Linked DNA regions of Homo sapiens: region 1 is linked to region 2. A link is a loop called in an ENCODE intact Hi-C map of the cell type or tissue named here. Cell type or tissue: Caco-2. All regions are shown on one strand. Each heading gives the region's core, and the rest is flanking DNA. Links, peaks and the distances in the headings are about the cores only. Region 1 overlaps EPO (erythropoietin). Region 2 holds the start of PCOLCE (procollagen C-endopeptidase enhancer).

Region 1 (9,317 bases), core at 1-8,000, 120 kb after region 2:
AGCTGGGGGTGGGGTGTGCACACGGCAGCAGGATTGAATGAAGGCCAGGGAGGCAGCACCTGAGTGCTTGCATGGTTGGGGACAGGAAGGACGAGCTGGGGCAGAGACGTGGGGATGAAGGAAGCTGTCCTTCCACAGCCACCCTTCTCCCTCCCCGCCTGACTCTCAGCCTGGCTATCTGTTCTAGAATGTCCTGCCTGGCTGTGGCTTCTCCTGTCCCTGCTGTCGCTCCCTCTGGGCCTCCCAGTCCTGGGCGCCCCACCACGCCTCATCTGTGACAGCCGAGTCCTGGAGAGGTACCTCTTGGAGGCCAAGGAGGCCGAGAATATCACGGTGAGACCCCTTCCCCAGCACATTCCACAGAACTCACGCTCAGGGCTTCAGGGAACTCCTCCCAGATCCAGGAACCTGGCACTTGGTTTGGGGTGGAGTTGGGAAGCTAGACACTGCCCCCCTACATAAGAATAAGTCTGGTGGCCCCAAACCATACCTGGAAACTAGGCAAGGAGCAAAGCCAGCAGATCCTACGGCCTGTGGGCCAGGGCCAGAGCCTTCAGGGACCCTTGACTCCCCGGGCTGTGTGCATTTCAGACGGGCTGTGCTGAACACTGCAGCTTGAATGAGAATATCACTGTCCCAGACACCAAAGTTAATTTCTATGCCTGGAAGAGGATGGAGGTGAGTTCCTTTTTTTTTTTTTTTCCTTTCTTTTGGAGAATCTCATTTGCGAGCCTGATTTTGGATGAAAGGGAGAATGATCGAGGGAAAGGTAAAATGGAGCAGCAGAGATGAGGCTGCCTGGGCGCAGAGGCTCACGTCTATAATCCCAGGCTGAGATGGCCGAGATGGGAGAATTGCTTGAGCCCTGGAGTTTCAGACCAACCTAGGCAGCATAGTGAGATCCCCCATCTCTACAAACATTTAAAAAAATTAGTCAGGTGAGGTGGTGCATGGTGGTAGTCCCAGATATTTGGAAGGCTGAGGCGGGAGGATCGCTTGAGCCCAGGAATTTGAGGCTGCAGTGAGCTGTGATCACACCACTGCACTCCAGCCTCAGTGACAGAGTGAGGCCCTGTCTCAAAAAAGAAAAGAAAAAAGAAAAATAATGAGGGCTGTATGGAATACATTCATTATTCATTCACTCACTCACTCACTCACTCATTCATTCATTCATTCATTCAACAAGTCTTATTGCATACCTTCTGTTTGCTCAGCTTGGTGCTTGGGGCTGCTGAGGGGCAGGAGGGAGAGGGTGACATGGGTCAGCTGACTCCCAGAGTCCACTCCCTGTAGGTCGGGCAGCAGGCCGTAGAAGTCTGGCAGGGCCTGGCCCTGCTGTCGGAAGCTGTCCTGCGGGGCCAGGCCCTGTTGGTCAACTCTTCCCAGCCGTGGGAGCCCCTGCAGCTGCATGTGGATAAAGCCGTCAGTGGCCTTCGCAGCCTCACCACTCTGCTTCGGGCTCTGGGAGCCCAGGTGAGTAGGAGCGGACACTTCTGCTTGCCCTTTCTGTAAGAAGGGGAGAAGGGTCTTGCTAAGGAGTACAGGAACTGTCCGTATTCCTTCCCTTTCTGTGGCACTGCAGCGACCTCCTGTTTTCTCCTTGGCAGAAGGAAGCCATCTCCCCTCCAGATGCGGCCTCAGCTGCTCCACTCCGAACAATCACTGCTGACACTTTCCGCAAACTCTTCCGAGTCTACTCCAATTTCCTCCGGGGAAAGCTGAAGCTGTACACAGGGGAGGCCTGCAGGACAGGGGACAGATGACCAGGTGTGTCCACCTGGGCATATCCACCACCTCCCTCACCAACATTGCTTGTGCCACACCCTCCCCCGCCACTCCTGAACCCCGTCGAGGGGCTCTCAGCTCAGCGCCAGCCTGTCCCATGGACACTCCAGTGCCAGCAATGACATCTCAGGGGCCAGAGGAACTGTCCAGAGAGCAACTCTGAGATCTAAGGATGTCACAGGGCCAACTTGAGGGCCCAGAGCAGGAAGCATTCAGAGAGCAGCTTTAAACTCAGGGACAGAGCCATGCTGGGAAGACGCCTGAGCTCACTCGGCACCCTGCAAAATTTGATGCCAGGACACGCTTTGGAGGCGATTTACCTGTTTTCGCACCTACCATCAGGGACAGGATGACCTGGATAACTTAGGTGGCAAGCTGTGACTTCTCCAGGTCTCACGGGCATGGGCACTCCCTTGGTGGCAAGAGCCCCCTTGACACCGGGGTGGTGGGAACCATGAAGACAGGATGGGGGCTGGCCTCTGGCTCTCATGGGGTCCAAGTTTTGTGTATTCTTCAACCTCATTGACAAGAACTGAAACCACCAATATGACTCTTGGCTTTTCTGTTTTCTGGGAACCTCCAAATCCCCTGGCTCTGTCCCACTCCTGGCAGCAGTGCAGCAGGTCCAGGTCCGGGAAACGAGGGGTGGAGGGGGCTGGGCCCTACGTGCTGTCTCACACAGCCTGTCTGACCTCTCGACCCTACCGGGCCTGAGGCCACAAGCTCTGCCTACGCTGGTCAATAAGGTGGCTCCATTCAAGGCCTCACCGCAGTAAGGCAGCTGCCAACCCTGCCCAGGGCAAGGCTGCAGTGCGCTGAGATTGTCATCAAGGAGAGGGAGGCCAGAGGACGGGTCCTTTTGGGAGTTTTGGGGGCTGGTAACAGCTGCCAACCCTGGTCACTGGCCCTTGTTAATTTCTGCCTCTTCTTTGGTCTCTTCGGCTGATGCCACACTCCCAGCATCAGCCTTCCGCCTCAATGCACATCCTCGCTAAGTCCAGCTGCCTCCTTTACTCACCTGGGGACTGTCACCATGAATACTCGCCTCTGAAATTCACAAAAGGGGCGGTACACACAGGTGCGGTTGGAGCCACCTCTATAAACAGCATCTGCTCGGGGACAAGGGCCACTCTAGGTGGTCCATTTATATATTTGTGATTTTGTTTGTTTGTTTGTTTTTAGTGACAGTGTCTTGCTCTGTTGCCCAGGCTGGAGTGCAGTGGTGCAATCATGGGTCACTGCAGCCTCAAACTCCTGGGCTCAAGCAATCCTCTAGTCCCAGCCTCATGAGTAGATGTGACTAAAGGCATGCATCGCCATGCCCTGCTAATTTTTAAATTATTTTTATCTTATTTTTTTTAGAGATGGGGTCTTGCTATGTTGCCCAGGCTGGTCTCAAACTCTGGGTTCAAGTGATCCTCCCTCCTTAGCCTCCCAAAGTGCTGGGATTATAGGTGTGAGCCATTGCGCCTGGTTTATTCCTTCTACCTAATCCCTACCTGCTCCTTTACTCCCCTGGGGTGGGGGACATGGAACAAATGAACTCTACTTCCACTCTTGATTTCTACTTCTCATTTTCCCCTTTACTCTGACCACAACTTCAGATTCCTTCTCAAAAATAATGCTTCAGCGGGAAAGGACCACTGAGGAGGGACCTGTGCAGACAGCAAAAGCTGTCATAAAACTGTATGGGAGGCCAGGCACGGTGGCTCATGCCTGTAATCCCAGCACTTTGGGAGGCTGAGGTGGGTGGATCATCTGAGGTCAGGTGTTTGAGACCAGCCTGGCCAACGTGGTGAAACCCCATGTCTACTAAAAATACAAAAAATTAGCCGGGTGTGGTGGTGGGCTCCTGTAATCCCAGCTATTCTGGAGGCTGAGGCAGGAGAATCACTGAACCTGGGAGGCGGAGGTTGCAGTGAGCCGAGGTCGTGCCACTGGACTCCAGCCTGGGCGACAAGAGCGAAACTCTGTCTCAAAAACAAAACAAAAACAAACAAACAAAAACAACTGTATGGGACCCCGATCCTGGTTGTTATCCCATATGTGAGGGCCGGTCTTTCTGCTTGTATCATCAACTGTAGAGAAGTCAGCCTGTGTTCCCCTGCACATATGCAAACGGGAGAGAATGTTTTGCAATCCGCAGCAGGAAAAATTACGGGAAGGTTTTGGAGGTTGGAGGGTACTTGACAGGTGTGTAGGGAGCGGGGCGGTAGGTGTGGAGCTGGGATGCGAGGAGTCGCCAAAGGGGAGGACCCAAGAGAATTTTCCCTCTGTTCTAACCGGCTCGTGGGCTACAGTGCCCTCTTCAGGTCTTACTAGGAACTGCTAGAGAAACCTACAAGCGATAGATCCTTAGGGCTCTGACCTTGTACATTTCTTTTCTTTTCTTTTCTTTTCTTTTTTTTCAATGGAGTCTCACTCTGTCACTCAGGCTGGAGTGCAGTGGCGCGATCTCGGCTCACTGCAACCTCCGCCTCCCGGGTTCAAGCGATTCTCCTGCCTCAGCCTCCCGAGTAGCTGGGACTACAGACGCCTGCTAACACACCTGGCTAATTTTTTGTATTTTTAGTAGAGATGGAGTTTCACCAGGTCGACCAGGCTGGTCTCAAACTCCTGAGCTCAGAGGATCCGCCCACCTCGGCCTCCCAAAGTGTTGGGTTTACAGGCGTGAGCCACCGCGCCCGGCTGTGACCTTGTACATTTCAATACACATTTATATTGTGGTTTCCACAGATGGCATTTGATTCTTGCACCAGGAATGCTGTGAGTCAGTAAAGGAGAAATCTCCCTCTTAGGCTGCTGACATCGGAGCTAAGAGGCTTGTTCTTAAGCCGAAGGAATCTGGCTAATAAGAGACTGAGCTAGAACCTGAGCACAGGATTTAGGACTCCTAATCCCAAAGGCTGTCCACCTCTTAGCCTGATTTGTAGTCTAAGGCTCAAACATCTCATCAATGAGCAACCCGCTTTTGCCTCCCTCCTCTCCGTCTGCAGGATTCAGGGTCACTGATCTTATTCCACAACTGTCTTCAGACTTCTCACTGCTTTCAGTTTCTAAAATATAATAAAAAAATAGTAATTTTCAACCAGATGTTGTGGCTCACGCCTGTAATCCCAGCACTTTGGGAGGCTGAGGTGGGAGGATCCCTTGAGCTCAGGAGTTTGAGACCACCCTGGGCAACATAGTGAGACCCCCATCTCTACAAAAAAATTTAAACATTAGCTGGATGTGGTGGCATGCAGCTGTAGTGCCAGCTACTCAGGAGGCTGAGGTGGGAGAATCACTCAAGCCTGGGAGGTTGAGGCTGCAGTGAGCTGTGATCACACCACTGCATTCTAGCCTGGGTGACAGAGCAAGATCCCATCCCCTCCCCCACAAAAAGAGTAGTTATCAAACCTGAACTGTCTGACCACTCCTGGGATGGATGTGAGAGGCAAGTACGTTAGAAACATTTAAAACATTTATTCCAAGTTTATAGAATGGCTACTGTGAACCAAGCCTTTGCACTAAGTGCTAGGAGACATGAAATGACACTCATAGCCCAGTGGCCAGTGGGCAGCCTCCTGGGGGCAAAAAAAGGCACACATTAATTCATTTTATTTTATTTATTTATTTTTTGAGACAGGGTCTTGTTGTGTCACCCAGGCTGGAGGGCAGTGGCACAATCTCAGCTCACTGCAACCTCCACCTCCTGGGTTCAAGCAATTCTTGTGCCTCAGCCTCCCGAGTAGCTGGGATTACAGGCACATGCCACCACACCCGGCTAGTTTGTGTGTGTGTGTTTGTGTTTTTTTGTTTGTTTGTTTTTGTTTTGTTTTTTGGTAGAGATGGGGTTTCTCCATGTTGGCCAGCCTGGTCTCGAACTCCTGATCTCAGGTGATCCACTCATCAGTCTCCCAAAATGCTGGGATTACATGCATGAGCCACTGCACCTGGCCTTGACGCACATTAATTCAGACGTAGTCATTTTGGTATGGGACTGAGTGCTAAGCTGTGCAATGCCAAGAGGCCGGGGAAGGGAAGAACCACAGGATTTAGAAGAACTAAGCGAGGCCCAGAGTCTGTGCTGAGAGGCAGATTCCCAAGGAGGGTGTTGCCAGATTTCAGAGGTTCTTCGAGTGCAGGCCAGGAAAGGAACTTTCCTCTGAACTGTGATCATGGTTATAATTAACAACACATTCAATCTGTGGCATCTGCATGCTGCGATTCTCACCCGAACTCCACGAAGCAGGAATACAATGAGTATCATCCCCATTTGTCAGATGGGGAACTAAGTTCTGCTGGAAAGTGACAGAGCCAACACTTTTGACTTTCTGGTGGGGACAGGAGCCAGCAAAGCCTAGTTCTGAGTCAAGGGGTTACATAATTGTTTAAAGATGATGCCTTCTGTTTGTAGAGAGCTTGGCTATTTACATGAAAAGCATGTGATTTCCTGGCATGCTTTTCATTTGCTCTCCTAACGCCAAGAGGAAGGCAGGGATGATGGAGGGTCCCCATTTTGCAGAGGAGGAAACTGAGGCCCAAAGAGATTATGGGCCTTGCCCAGGTCATAAAACACGGAGATGGGGCTGGACGAAGTGGCTCATACTAGTAATCCCAGCACTTTGGGAGACTGAGGCAGGAGGAGGGCTTGAGCACAAGAGTTCCAGACTGGCCCCAGAAACATAGGGAGACCCTGTCTCTAAAAAAAATTTTAAAGCAGTGGGGCATGATGGTGTGCACCTGTAGGCCCAGCAGAAGCAGGAGGGATCACTTGAACCCAGGGATTTGAGACTGCATTGAGCTATGATTGCAGCGCTGCACTCCAGCCAGGGTGACAGAGCAAGACCCTGGCTCAAAAGAGAGAAAAAAAAAAAGTCCGGGTGTGGTAGCTCAAGTCTGTAATCCCTGCACTTTGGGAGGCCAAGGTGGGTGGATCACTTGAGGTCAGGAATTTGAGACCAGCCTGGCCAACATGGTGAAACCCCATCTCTACTAAAATTACAAACATTAGCCAGGTGTGGTGGTGCATGCCTGTAATCCCAGCTACTTGGGAGGCAGAGGCACGAGGATTGCTTGAACCTGGGAGGCAGAGGTTGCAGTGAGCTGAGAGATCGAGTCACTGCACTCCATCTTGAGCAACAAGAGCGAGACTCCGTCTCAAAAAGAAAAAAAAAAGAGAGAGAGAGAGAGTCCCTTTTCTCTCTGACCCAGGATCACCAGGGAGAGGAAAGAGAAGAGATGGAGTGAATGAGACAGCTGTGGTCAGCAAGGCGTGTCCATCTTCCACGACCGACTCCTTCCCATTCAATCCCCTGCCTTGGGATCCTGCTTCTTCCCTGCATAGGCAGAAAGTACCTACCAACTTCCCTTCTTCCCAACTCCCTGCTCTGAGTACTGCGCTAGGAGCCAACTCAGCCACCTCCTGCAGCCCCAGCTCTCCATCTTAACTGCAGCCTCTCGCTCTTGGGTACTCACTGACTCAAATCCTCCCTCTGGGCCCAAGCATCAGGCTGAACAAAGACCTGTCCCTAGTTCACAGGTCACCTAGGATTCTTTTTTTTTTTCTTTGAGATGGGGTTTCGCTCTTGTTGCCCAGGCTGGAGTGCAATGGCGCGATCTCAGCTCACTGCAAACTTTGCCTCCCGGGTTCAAATGATTCTCCTGCCTCAGCCTCCTGAGTAGCTGGGATTACAGGCATGTGCCACCACACCTGGTTAATTTTGTATTTTTAGTACAGACAGGGTTTCTCCGTGTTGGTCAGGCTGGTCTCGAACCCCGACCTCAGGTGATCCACCTGCCTCAACCTCCCAAAGTGCTGGGATTACAGGCGTGAGCCACTGTGCCTGGCCAGTCACCTAGGGTTCTGCTGGAACTACTGAACTGTAGTTCAGTAGGTGATCTTACCACAGTAGGGTTTGTTGCTGGAGTTGCATTAGCTAAACAGGGTCTTTTAGACACTGGAATCTAAGCTGAAGGCTAATAATATTATTTGAAGATGGTGAAAGTTAATTCTACTAAAATTCCATCATAAAACTGTGGCATTGTGAAGGATTGTTGGCAACAAATAAATAGACGATAGTATAGTTTCTCAATTTATGGGAGTCATGGCCAAATGTCTCTAAACTCCCTTCTTTATTTAAGAAAATTGATTATTAAAAATGGCCAGTGGTTCACGCCTGTAATCCCAACACTTTGGGGGGCCAAGGTGGGCGGATCACCTGAGGTCAGGAGTTCGAGACCAGCCTGACCAACATGGTGAAATCCCGTCTCTACTAAAAATAAAAAATTAGCTGGGTGTGGTGGTGCATGCCTGTAATCCCAGCTAGTTGGAAGGTTGAGGCAGGAGAATTGCTTGAACCTGGGAGGCGGAGGTTGCAGTGAGCCAAGATCGTACCATTGCACTCCAGCCTGGGCAACAAGGGCAAAACAAGATAAAAAAAAAATTACGTGACCGGGCGCGGTGATGTACACTTGTAATACCAGCACTGTGGGAGGCCAAGGTGAGAGGATCACTTGAGGCTGGTAGTTTGAGACCAGCCTAGTCAACATAGTGAGATCCCTGTTTCTATAAAAAATTTGCTGGGCTACTAAAAAATAGACTGTAGTTCCAACTACTTGGGAGGCTGAGGTTGTAGTGAGCTATGATTGAGCCACTGAACTCTAACCTGGGTGATAGAGCAAGACACTGTCTCAAAAAAAAAAGTGACTGCCACACATAAATTTCTTTCTTTTATTATTATTATTATTATTATTTTTTGAGACAGAGTCTCACTCTGTCACCCAGGCTGGAGTGCAGTGGTGCGATCTCGGCTCACTGCAACCTACCCCTCCTGGGTTCAAGAGATTCTCCTGCCTCAGCCTCCTGAGTAGCTGGGACTACAGGTGCGCACCACCATGCCCAGCTAATTTTGTATTTTTAGTACATACGGGGTTTCACCATGTTGGCCAGGCTGATCTTGAACTCCTGGCCTCAGGTGATCTGCCCACCTTGGCCTCCCAAAGTGTTGGGATTATAGGTGTGAGCCACTGCACCCAGCCAACATCATAGATTTCTGGCTTTAAAAAAATCTTGGCTGTACTGATTGAGCCTCCTCCCCAATCTTACAGAGGAAGGAACTAAGACACAGAGAGGGTGAGAAAAGTTCCCAAAGACACACAGCAAATTTAGGACTGGGCTCCAGTTCTCTCAAGGGCTTTTCCACAGCCCAAGGTCTCTCACACCTGTTCCCACAGCTGCCAGTCTTGTCAAGGTTGCCAGTCTCTGGGGCGTTGCTGGTTCCTGGCTCCCTAAAATACAGGGCCCAAGGGTCCTCCCCCACTTTCCTGTCCTGCCGTGAGCCCCCCACCCCCACTTCCAGACGGATTGGGAGCTGTGACCCCCAGCTCTGTGGTCCCAAAGGGAGGTCAGCTAAAGCAGCTACCAGGGGACTTATTGCCCAACAGGGAGTGGCTATGATCAATGTCTTCTGCTCCTCTTCCCTGGGTTAACCATTTCCTGGCCCTGGCCCCTCTGTTAATTCCTCTGCTAACCTGGTATGGAGGAAGGG
Region 2 (9,367 bases), core at 913-8,912:
GAAGAATGCAATAGGCAGATTAGCCCGGGCACCCTGGGAAACCCTGCAAGGAAAGCACCACTCAGCCATGCCCCCTTTCTCTCCTCCTCCAAGGTCCCTCTGTGTGCCTGTGCCCTCTGTGCCACCAGGGAGTGCCTATACATCCTGTCCAGCCACGACATTGAGCAGCACGCCCCCTATCGCCACCTGCCAGCCAGCAGGGTGGTGGGGACTCCTGAGCCCAGCCTGGGGGCCAGAGCACCCCAGGACCCCGGGGGGATGGCCCAGGCCTGCGAGGAGTACCTCAGCCAGATCCACAGTTGCCAAACGTTGCAGGACCGCACGGAGAAGATGAAGGAGATCGTAGGGTGGATGCCCCTGATGGCCGCACAGAAGGACTTCTTCTGGGAGGCCCTGGACATGCTGCAGAGGGCTGAAGGAGGCGGGGGTGGTGTAGGGCCCCCAGCCCCTGAGACCTAATCCCCCTCATGCTAGCCTAGTCCCTGGAGGAGGGAGTCCGGCCCCAGGCCAGGGACTAAGGAGCAATGACCATTGTGCACATGCGTGTGGGAAGGGGTTGCTAGGGGGTGGGGACGGCTAACCAGGGTAAGAATGTTCAGGGGGCTGCCCAGGAGGGGCCCCCAACCTGACTATCATGGACAAGAGATTTGATGGATAGAATAAAAGGCTGCAGCGAGGCCTGGTGTGGAAGCCTTGGGGGCTGGGAGGGACAGGGGCAGGGATGGGGTGGGTGGGTGCCCGGCTTGGTGGGTGCAGGAGGGCAGGAGCCCAGGCAGGGGCAGGCAGCACAAGCAGCTCCAGGTCTCAGGTGCAGCAGAGCTGATGCTGCCTGAACCCTTCACATTGTTGTCCACTCCCTGCTCCCAAGAGCACACCTGGTCGTTTGGACTGGGAAGTTCTGGCCCTACCTTCTGGAACAACTCTATGCACAGATGCTCTTGGCTACCCCACTGGGATCCCCTGCCCACTAGACTTGTCCCCATCCTGAGGCAGCCTGTTCCTCCTGACCCCCGAAAGCTTCCCACCCATCTCCCTTCGGCCTGAAGCCAGCCCCCCTCCTCTCTCCCTTCTGTTTACCTCCCAGGTTTGGGCTCTATTTTCTACTCCTTCCACCTCTTCCTGAGTAACAAGGACACTCCCTTCATCCACACCCCATGCCTCCTGCCTTGCTTCCTGTACCTTCAAGTAGTTGGAAGAGGTCATGGGTGAGAATTCCTTCTCCTTGGCCTAGTCTGGCCCAGGTCTGGAGAGAAGGCAATGGAGATGTGAAGTGGAGGCCAGGTGTGGTGGCTACGCCTATAATCCCAGCACTTTGGGAGTCCGAGGTGGGCGGATCACCTGAGGCTAGGAATTTGAGACCAGCCTGGACAGCATGCTGAAACCCTGCCTCTACTAAAAATACAAAAATTAGCCAGGTGTGGAGGCATGCACCTGCAGTCCCAGCTACTCGGGAGGCTAAGGCACAAGAATTGCTTGAACCCGGGAGGCGGAGGTTGCAGTGAGCAGAGATCGCGCCACTGCACTCCAGCCTGGGTCACAGAATGAGACTCTGTCTCAAAAAAAAAAAAAAAAAAAAAAAGAAATTGAAGTGGAAAATGAGCTGGCAGGGGTGGTCAGGCAGGGGGTGAGCAATGAGGGCTCCTGAGCTGAGGAAGCAGGGGCGGGGGGAGGATGGGGGCTAGGGAGTCCTCAGAAGTTCCCGGAGATACTCCCTCACTGGACAGAGTGGGGTTCCCGATGACGTTACTTGAGGCCTGGGAGACGGCCTCTGCCCCTCACTGCTCCTCCCCCTCCTAAGGTCAACATTTATGTGTCCTAGACCTAGAGAGGTCCCAGGACACGCCACTGTCCCGCCTTCCCCATTGCCCGCCCCACTGGCCAGTCCCCACGCCCACACACCCAAGGCTGCCCCATCTGGCGCTGATTATCCTGCTGCTGCCGCCACCGCTGCTGCTGCTCTGCAAAATTCAGCTGCTGCCTCTGTCTTGAGGACCCCAGCGCCTTTCCCCCGGGGCCATGCTGCCTGCAGCCACAGCCTCCCTCCTGGGGCCCCTCCTCACTGCCTGCGCCCTGCTGCCTTTTGCCCAGGGCCAGACCCCCAACTACACCAGGTAGGTCTCTTGGCATCTTCCAGACAGCTCCAGTGAACTTCAGACCCCCGATTCCTTTGGGGTTATGCCTGGAGATATTTTGGGTTCCCTTGCTGACACACCACTCCCCAGATTCCCCACCGCCTCACCCTTCTCTGGCCCCCAAATCCTCCCCATCTGCTGCAAGACCTTGGTCTCCTGCAGGCCACCACTGCTCCCATTCCCCCACCTTCGTCCTCTGGTCTCTTAAGTCTCCCCACCCACCCAGATCCTTGACCCCCCATAGAACCCAAGAGAGAGCCAAGCTCCTGAACTTGCCTGGTAGCTGGATTCCAGGAAGGAATTCGAGAGGGATTGTAGGGGGAGGAGGGGGCAGTGAGTGGAGACTTGGGAGTCAGAATCTGAAGTAGTTTGGAACAGGGGCAGGGCTAAGGTGTGGAGCTCGCGGAGCCTGGCCTCCAGGTTCAATCAGAGGGCCATCGCCACTGCAGCTCCCTCCATCTCTCCACCCCCTCCCCCCCACCGCCTCGTGGCTGTGTCCACATCTGGAAGTAGTTAGGCGGCTCCTGTCCCTGGACTGCCAGGCAGAGTGAGGCGGGAGTCTGGAAGGGGGGCCGAGGAGGATTCCGGGAATTCCTGTTGGGGTGGGGGTGGGGACTCTTGGGGTTGGAGGGATGGTCGAGTTGCCAGGCCCACTTTTCCCTTATCTTTGTGGGAGTCTGGGACACCCCAGCCCTGTCCTGGCTGGTGGAAGCTGCCCCAGGTCTCTCAAGGCCTTTCCATTTCATCCCCCAGCTTCCCTCCTTGGAGTTTCATCCTCATCACCTCATCCCCATCTTGCCAGTGCTCCCCCGTCCCACCCGTCCCTGCTCTTTCCTGACCCCTTTTCTGTTCTCCAGACCCGTGTTCCTGTGCGGAGGGGATGTGAAGGGGGAATCAGGTTACGTGGCAAGTGAGGGGTTCCCCAACCTCTACCCCCCTAATAAGGAGTGCATCTGGACCATAACGGTGAGAAACCCCTCTGGGCACTACCCCTTGTTAAAGTCTCAGAGGCAAAAAGGCCTGACTGCGAAGGGACCCCCCCCCCGTCCCCCCCGCACCACCTTCTCAACCTGGGGCAGCTCCAAGTGTCTTCCCTCTGTCACTGAAGGCATCATTCCCACCGTAACACGCATCATCTTAACCCTTCCCTCAAATCTTCATTCTCCAGTCCCCGGCCCTCCCTCCTCTTCCAAAGCCTCAGCTCTTGTCCCCTGCACAGGCTACCAGCAGAGCTGCAGAGACCAGGCCCTCTGCTCTGCACTCACATGGAGGCCCCTTCCCATTCAGTCCGTTTCTGCAAGAAACGCTTGGGGCAGGGGAGCTGCCCTCTGGCTGGGTTGTGTGGGGCCTGACTCTGTGGGTCCCCGCCTCTGTCCCCGCTATCAGGTCCCCGAGGGCCAGACTGTGTCCCTCTCATTCCGAGTCTTCGACCTGGAGCTGCACCCCGCCTGCCGCTACGATGCTCTGGAGGTCTTCGCTGGGTCTGGGACTTCCGGCCAGCGGCTCGGACGCTTTTGTGGGACCTTCCGGCCTGCGCCCCTAGTCGCCCCCGGCAACCAGGTGACCCTGAGGATGACGACGGATGAGGGCACAGGAGGACGAGGCTTCCTGCTCTGGTACAGCGGGCGGGCCACCTCGGGCACTGGTGAGAACTCCCTCACCTCCGCCTTCCCCCCCTCCAGGCCCCGCCCCGGCCGCAGCCCCGCCCCCAGCCCTAACCTCCGCCCCGCCCACCCCGCGCCCCAGTGCCTAGGGCCCCCTACCTCCCTGACCCATTTTCCTCACTAACCGCCCCTTCAGTCCCTCCTCCCCGTCTTCTCTCCCCTCCTCCCGCACCCACCCATCCCTCTTCCAGGGCCCCCCCCAGGCGCGAGGCGGAAATGGGTCACCGACCCGCGGGTGGAATGGGCGGCCTGGGGTTACTGGGACGGTGAGTAACTGCCGGCCCCCGTCCGCAATCGGGCTCCCTCCGTCGGGCGCGAGGGGGCACCCCAGGGCTGGGGGGACTAGGTTCCTCCAACCCCGGGGGGCCCCTACACCCAGCCCTGGGCTCCCGATTGCGGTCCCATCACCCCCTCCTGGCGGCAGAAGTCTCCCTTGCAATGTTTCAGGCGGGGACCTCCCTAAAGGGGTCCTCGGGGGCTGTGCCCCAAGTCGAGGACACCCTCTCCAGCCTGAAAGGGGACTCTGCTGCAGGGCCGGGGAGATGGGATCTCCTAGGGGAAGAGGCGCGGTGCGGCCGCGGGTCGGGGAGGGGCCAGAAGGGGGCGTCCAGCCAGTTCCTCCTCCCGCTTCCACCGCCCGCCAGTGCGCCCTGCGGCCCCAGACTTCCCCGAGCCGCGCTCCTCCCGGCCGCTCTCTGTTAACCTGCCCCCATCTTACCTCCCCTTCTTCTCGTCCCCTCATCCTGAGCCCCAGACATCCGAGCTGCCTGCCGGGGCTCCCAGCCTAGAGTTCTCCTGAAGCTGACCGAGGGTCTCCACCGCCCCCCACCCCCGCTCCTCTCTCCCCTCCCCAGAGCACCAATTTTGCGGGGGGCGGCTGGAGAAGGCCCAGGGAACCCTGACCACGCCCAACTGGCCCGAGTCCGATTACCCCCCGGGCATCAGCTGTTCCTGGCACATCATCGCGCCCCCGGACCAGGTACCGACCCTCCTCCCCGGGCTGCCCTAGGGGACCCAGGCGGCGCCCTCCAGCTTGCAGCCAGCAGAGATTTATTGAAGATCTGCTGTGTCCCGAGCACTGCGCTTGCGCTGGTGGGCACCCAAAACAGCCCCAACCCCTGCATGCACGCAAACAAAAATGTAAAAATTACAACTGAGACAAGTCTCAGGAGAGCGAGGTACAGGGTCCTGGTATAACACGCGGGCCTGTCACTTGTGAGTGCGCCAGGACTTGACCTTGCCAACCACGACGACCGACACCCCTGCAGGGTCCCATGGGTGTGTGTGGTCCTCCGTGCTGTGGTGTGAACGCCTTCAGGAGGGGGGCCCAGAGGACGCGGGAGGTGGGAGTGGGAGCTGCTGCAGGCACCCAGTAGGAGATGAGGTGCAGGCGCCCAGGGGTGTCCCGCCGCGCAGTCCCCGCCTCCGCCCGCCGCCAGGTCATCGCGCTGACCTTCGAGAAGTTTGACCTGGAGCCGGACACCTACTGCCGCTATGACTCGGTCAGCGTGTTCAACGGAGCCGTGAGCGACGACTCCCGGAGGCTGGGGAAGTTCTGCGGCGACGCAGTCCCGGGGTGAGGGGCGGGACCTGGGCGAGTCCGGGAGAGAGTCGGCGGACCGCACGCACGCGGCTGTTTGGAGGGGCGGGGTTCAGCTAAAGGGACGGGATCTGAACCCCAGGGCTCCAAACCGGCGAGGGGAGCAGGTTGGAGGCCAGGCAAAGAGGAGATTTGGCCCCGGGTCTGGGGTCCGCGGATAGAGAGGCGACTGGGGCTCTGCGAAGTTGGGACGAAGTTAAAAGGCCACCTGGCCAGGGGTAGTGGCTCATGCCTGTAATCATAGCACTTTGGGAGGCTGAAGCGGGAGGATCACCTGAGCTTAGGAATTCGAGACCAGCCTGGGCAACATGGCGCAACCTTGTCTGTACCAAAAATACAAAATAATTAGCTGGGCATGGTGGCGTGCCTGTAGTCCCAGCAACTTGCGGGGCTGAGGCAGGAGGATTACTTGAACCCAGAAGGTCAAGGCTGCAGTAAGCCTAGATGGAGCCACTGCACTCAAGCCTGGGAGACAAAGTGAGACCCTGTCTCAAACAAACAAAAAAGGTCATGGGGCTGAGAAGAGTGTGGTGCACGCCCGCCCTGACACTTCCCCCAATGCTCGGTGGCCACCTGCAGCTCCATCTCCTCCGAAGGGAATGAACTCCTCGTCCAGTTCGTCTCAGATCTCAGTGTCACCGCTGATGGCTTCTCAGCCTCCTACAAGACCCTGCCGCGGGGCACTGCCAAAGAAGGGCAAGGGCCCGGCCCCAAACGGGGAACTGAGCCTAAAGTCAAGCTGCCCCCCAAGTCCCAACCTCCGGAGAAAACAGAGGAATCTCCTTCAGCCCCTGGTGAGTCTGGGATAGGGGAGGAAGGGGAAACAGACTGAAGGGGGCCATTTCAAAAAGTTCTGACCTGGGCTGTGGCTCACACCTGTAATCCCAGCATTTTGGGAGGTCCAGACAGCAGGATCGCTTAAGCCTAGGAGTTTACCATAGCAAGACCCTGTCTTTTCAAAAATAAAAAATTAGGCTGGGCTGGTGGCTCACGCCTGTAATCCCAGCACTTTGGGAGGCCAAGGCAGGCAGATCACCTGAGGTCAGGAGTTCAAGACCACCCCGGCTAACATGGCAACACCACATCTCTACTAAAAATACAAAAATTAGCCAGGTGTGGTGGTACACACCTGTAATCCCAGCTACTCGGGAGGCTGAGGCAGGAGAGTCGCTTGAACCTGGGAGGTGGAGATTGTAGTGAGCCGAGATTGTGCCACTGCACTCCAACTTGGGTTACAGAGTGAGATTCTGTCTCAAAAAAAAAAAAAAAACTTAGCCAGGCGTGTGGTCATAGCTACTCCGGAGGCTGAGGTGGGAGGATTGCTTGAGCTGGGAAGGTCGAGGCTTCAGTGAGCCATGACTGTGCCGCTACACTCCAGCCTGGGCAACAGAGCAAAACTCCATCTTAAACAAACAAAAAAGTTCTTCCTTGGCTACATTCACTCATTGATTCATCTGGTACTCACTGGTGCCTCCTTCCTGCCGATGACCCCTACTGGGTGCTAGGACCGGAAGCCTGACAGAGCTCTGAACAGTTCAAGTCAATGAGGCTGTTATGGGGACAGTGCTCCCTCCTACCTGCTGAGCAGGTCACCCTCCACCCTCCTCCCTCCTAGATGCACCCACCTGCCCAAAGCAGTGCCGCCGGACAGGCACCTTGCAGAGCAACTTCTGTGCCAGCAGCCTTGGTAAGAATACCCCCAACCCCATTCCAGCTCCTCGAACCACCTCCTGCTTCTGTTTCCAGTCCTGCCATCTGGAACCTCCCATCTCCTCATCTCTCACTCCCATTCTCCCACAGTGGTGACTGCGACAGTGAAGTCCATGGTTCGGGAGCCAGGGGAGGGCCTTGCCGTGACTGTCAGTCTTATTGGTGCTTATAAAACTGGAGGACTGGACCTGCCTTCTCCACCCACTGGTGCCTCCCTGAAGTTTTACGTGCCTTGCAAGCAGTGCCCCCCCATGAAGAAAGGTAACAGAGATGTGGGGAAATGGGGATGGGTCAAGCTAAGCCACACAGAAATGATCAAGGTGTGGAATCTTGAGACCTGCTGACAGGTCTCAAGAATAAGAGATCTCAACCCCTCCCTCCTTCTTCCAGGAGTCAGTTATCTGCTGATGGGCCAGGTAGAAGAGAACAGAGGCCCCGTCCTTCCTCCAGAGAGCTTTGTGGTTCTCCACCGGCCCAACCAGGACCAGATCCTCACCAACCTAAGCAAGAGGAAGTGCCCCTCTCAACCTGTGCGGGCTGCTGCGTCCCAGGACTGAGACGCAGGCCAGCCCCGGCCCCTAGCCCTCAGGCCTTCTTTCTTATCCAAATAAATGTTTCTTAATGAGGAATGGGTCAGATCTCCATGCTTATGGTATTGGGGTCCATCTTGAGGATTTCTTTTCATTAATTAATTAACTCAACACATATTTACTATACAGAATAATCGTTTAAGAATGTGGCCAGGGGTGGCTGCTCACAGCTGTAATCCCAGCACTATGGGAGGCTGAGTCAGGAGGATTGCTGAGGCCAAGAGTTTAAGACCAGCCTGGGCAACATGGCAAAACCCCCTCTCCACAAAAAAAAATACAAAAATTAGCCAGGCGTGGTGGTGCACACCTGTAGTCCCAGCTACTCAGGTTGAGGTGTGAGGATCGCTTGATCCCGGGGAGGTAAGACTGCGGTGAGCTGTGACTATGCCACTGTACTCCACCTGGGGGAACACAGTGAGACCCTGTCTCAAAAAAAAAAAAAAGAATGTAAGTCACAGGCCAGGTGCAGTGGCTGATGCCTGTAATCCCAGCACTTTGAGAGGCTAAGGTGGGAGGATCACTTGAGGTCAGAAGTTTGAGATCAGTCTGGGCAACATGGCCAGATTCTGTCTTTACAAAAAATAATTAGCTGGGCATGGTGGTACTCATCTGTGGTCCCAGCTACTCAGGAGGCTGATGTGGGAGGCTTGCTTGAGCCCAGGACTCTGAGGCTGCAGTGAGCTATGATCACACCACTGTACTCCAGCCTGGGCAAAAGAGTAAGACTCTGTCTCTAAAAAAGTAAAAAGAAAAGATGTCATGTCTTGGCGGGGCGCGGTGGCTCATGCCTGTAATCCCAGCACTTTGAGACGCCAAGGCAGGCAGATTACTTGAGGTCAGGAGTTTGAGACCAGCCTGGCCAACATGGTGAAACCCCGTCTCTACTAAAAATACAAAAAAATTAGCTGGGCGTGGTGGCGGGCACCTGTTACTCAGGAGGCTGAGGCAAAAGAATTGCTTGAACTCAAGAGGTGGAGATTGCAGTGAGCTGAGATTGTGCCACTGCACTTCAGCCTGGGCAACAGAGTGAGACTCCGTCTGAAAAAAATAACATAAAATAAAAAAGAAAAGAAAATATGTCACATCTTTTTTTTTTTTTTTTTTTTTTTTTTTTTTTTTTTGAGACGGAGTTTCACTCTTGTTGCCCAGGCTGGGGTGCAATGGCGCAATCTCGGCTCACTGCAAACTCCGCCTCCTGGGTTCAAATGATTCTCCTGCCTCAGCCTCCCGATTAGCTGGAATTACAGGTGCGCACCACCACACCCAGCTAATTTTGTATTTTTAGTAGAGATGGGGTTTCTCCATGTTGGTCATGCTGCTCTCGAACTCCCAATCTCAGGTGATGCACACCCCTTGGCCTCCCAAAGTGCTGGGATTGCAGGCGTGAGCCACCATGCCCGGCCGATTATGTCACATCTTGTCCCTCCTTTACTCAAAACTTTCCTGTAGTTTCCTAAGTCTTACCAAGGGTTCAAGGCCCTATATCATCTGCATTCTCTCTCCTGCCTCGTAGCTTCATGTCTATTATCTCCTATGTATCATCTGTTCCAGTCACATTGGCAACTTCAGTTTGTTGCCCATTTCTTTTTTTTTTTTTTTTTTTTTGAGATGGAGTCTCGCTCTGTCACCCAGGCTGGAGCACAGTGGCATGATCTGGCTGGACTGCAGTGC

What was found. Peaks named below come from ENCODE experiments on the same cell type or tissue, not always from the same donor. Only the 100,000 strongest peaks of a DNase experiment are listed, where the experiment ranks them.
Region 1: a loop joins it to region 2, with 7 times the contacts of the local background. A loop is called at or near these places in 4 of 110 quality-filtered maps.

What each region holds. Positions count from the first base shown.
Region 1 is chr7:100,721,371-100,730,687 of GRCh38, forward strand. It overlaps EPO (erythropoietin), which reads left to right. Exons shown (of 5, transcript NM_000799.4): 2 at 188-333; 3 at 592-678; 4 at 1,294-1,473; 5 at 1,608-2,330. The coding sequence ends at 1,763. Among named protein-coding and RNA genes, the nearest start is that of EPO, 5.6 kb to the left of the region's middle. RefSeq lists a silencer at 3,461-3,695 and an enhancer at 3,847-4,026. In Caco-2, for the core only: a CTCF peak has its summit at 4,089 (motif pointing left); DNase peaks (open chromatin) are centred at 6 and 4,041; H3K4me3 peaks cover 139 bases.
Region 2 is chr7:100,600,441-100,609,807 of GRCh38, forward strand. PCOLCE (procollagen C-endopeptidase enhancer) reads left to right here and starts at 1,923. Exons shown (of 9, transcript NM_002593.4): 1 at 1,923-2,111; 2 at 2,990-3,098; 3 at 3,519-3,777; 4 at 4,651-4,775; 5 at 5,236-5,372; 6 at 5,976-6,190; 7 at 7,012-7,083; 8 at 7,197-7,367; 9 at 7,497-7,735. The coding sequence starts at 2,017. The coding sequence ends at 7,663. It overlaps PCOLCE-AS1 (PCOLCE antisense RNA 1), which reads right to left and starts at 3,598. Exons shown (of 9, transcript NR_038910.1): 1 at 3,398-3,598; 2 at 1,900-2,726; 3 at 1,180-1,243; 4 at 283-412. It overlaps FBXO24 (F-box protein 24), which reads left to right. Exons shown (of 10, transcript NM_033506.3): 10 at 94-677. The coding sequence ends at 459. RefSeq lists enhancers at 3,032-3,824, 5,260-5,329, 5,340-5,429 and silencers at 3,832-4,211, 4,392-4,541. In Caco-2, for the core only: a CTCF peak has its summit at 4,304; DNase peaks (open chromatin) are centred at 2,601, 4,061, 4,391, 5,361 and 2 weaker places; H3K4me3 peaks cover 2,225 bases.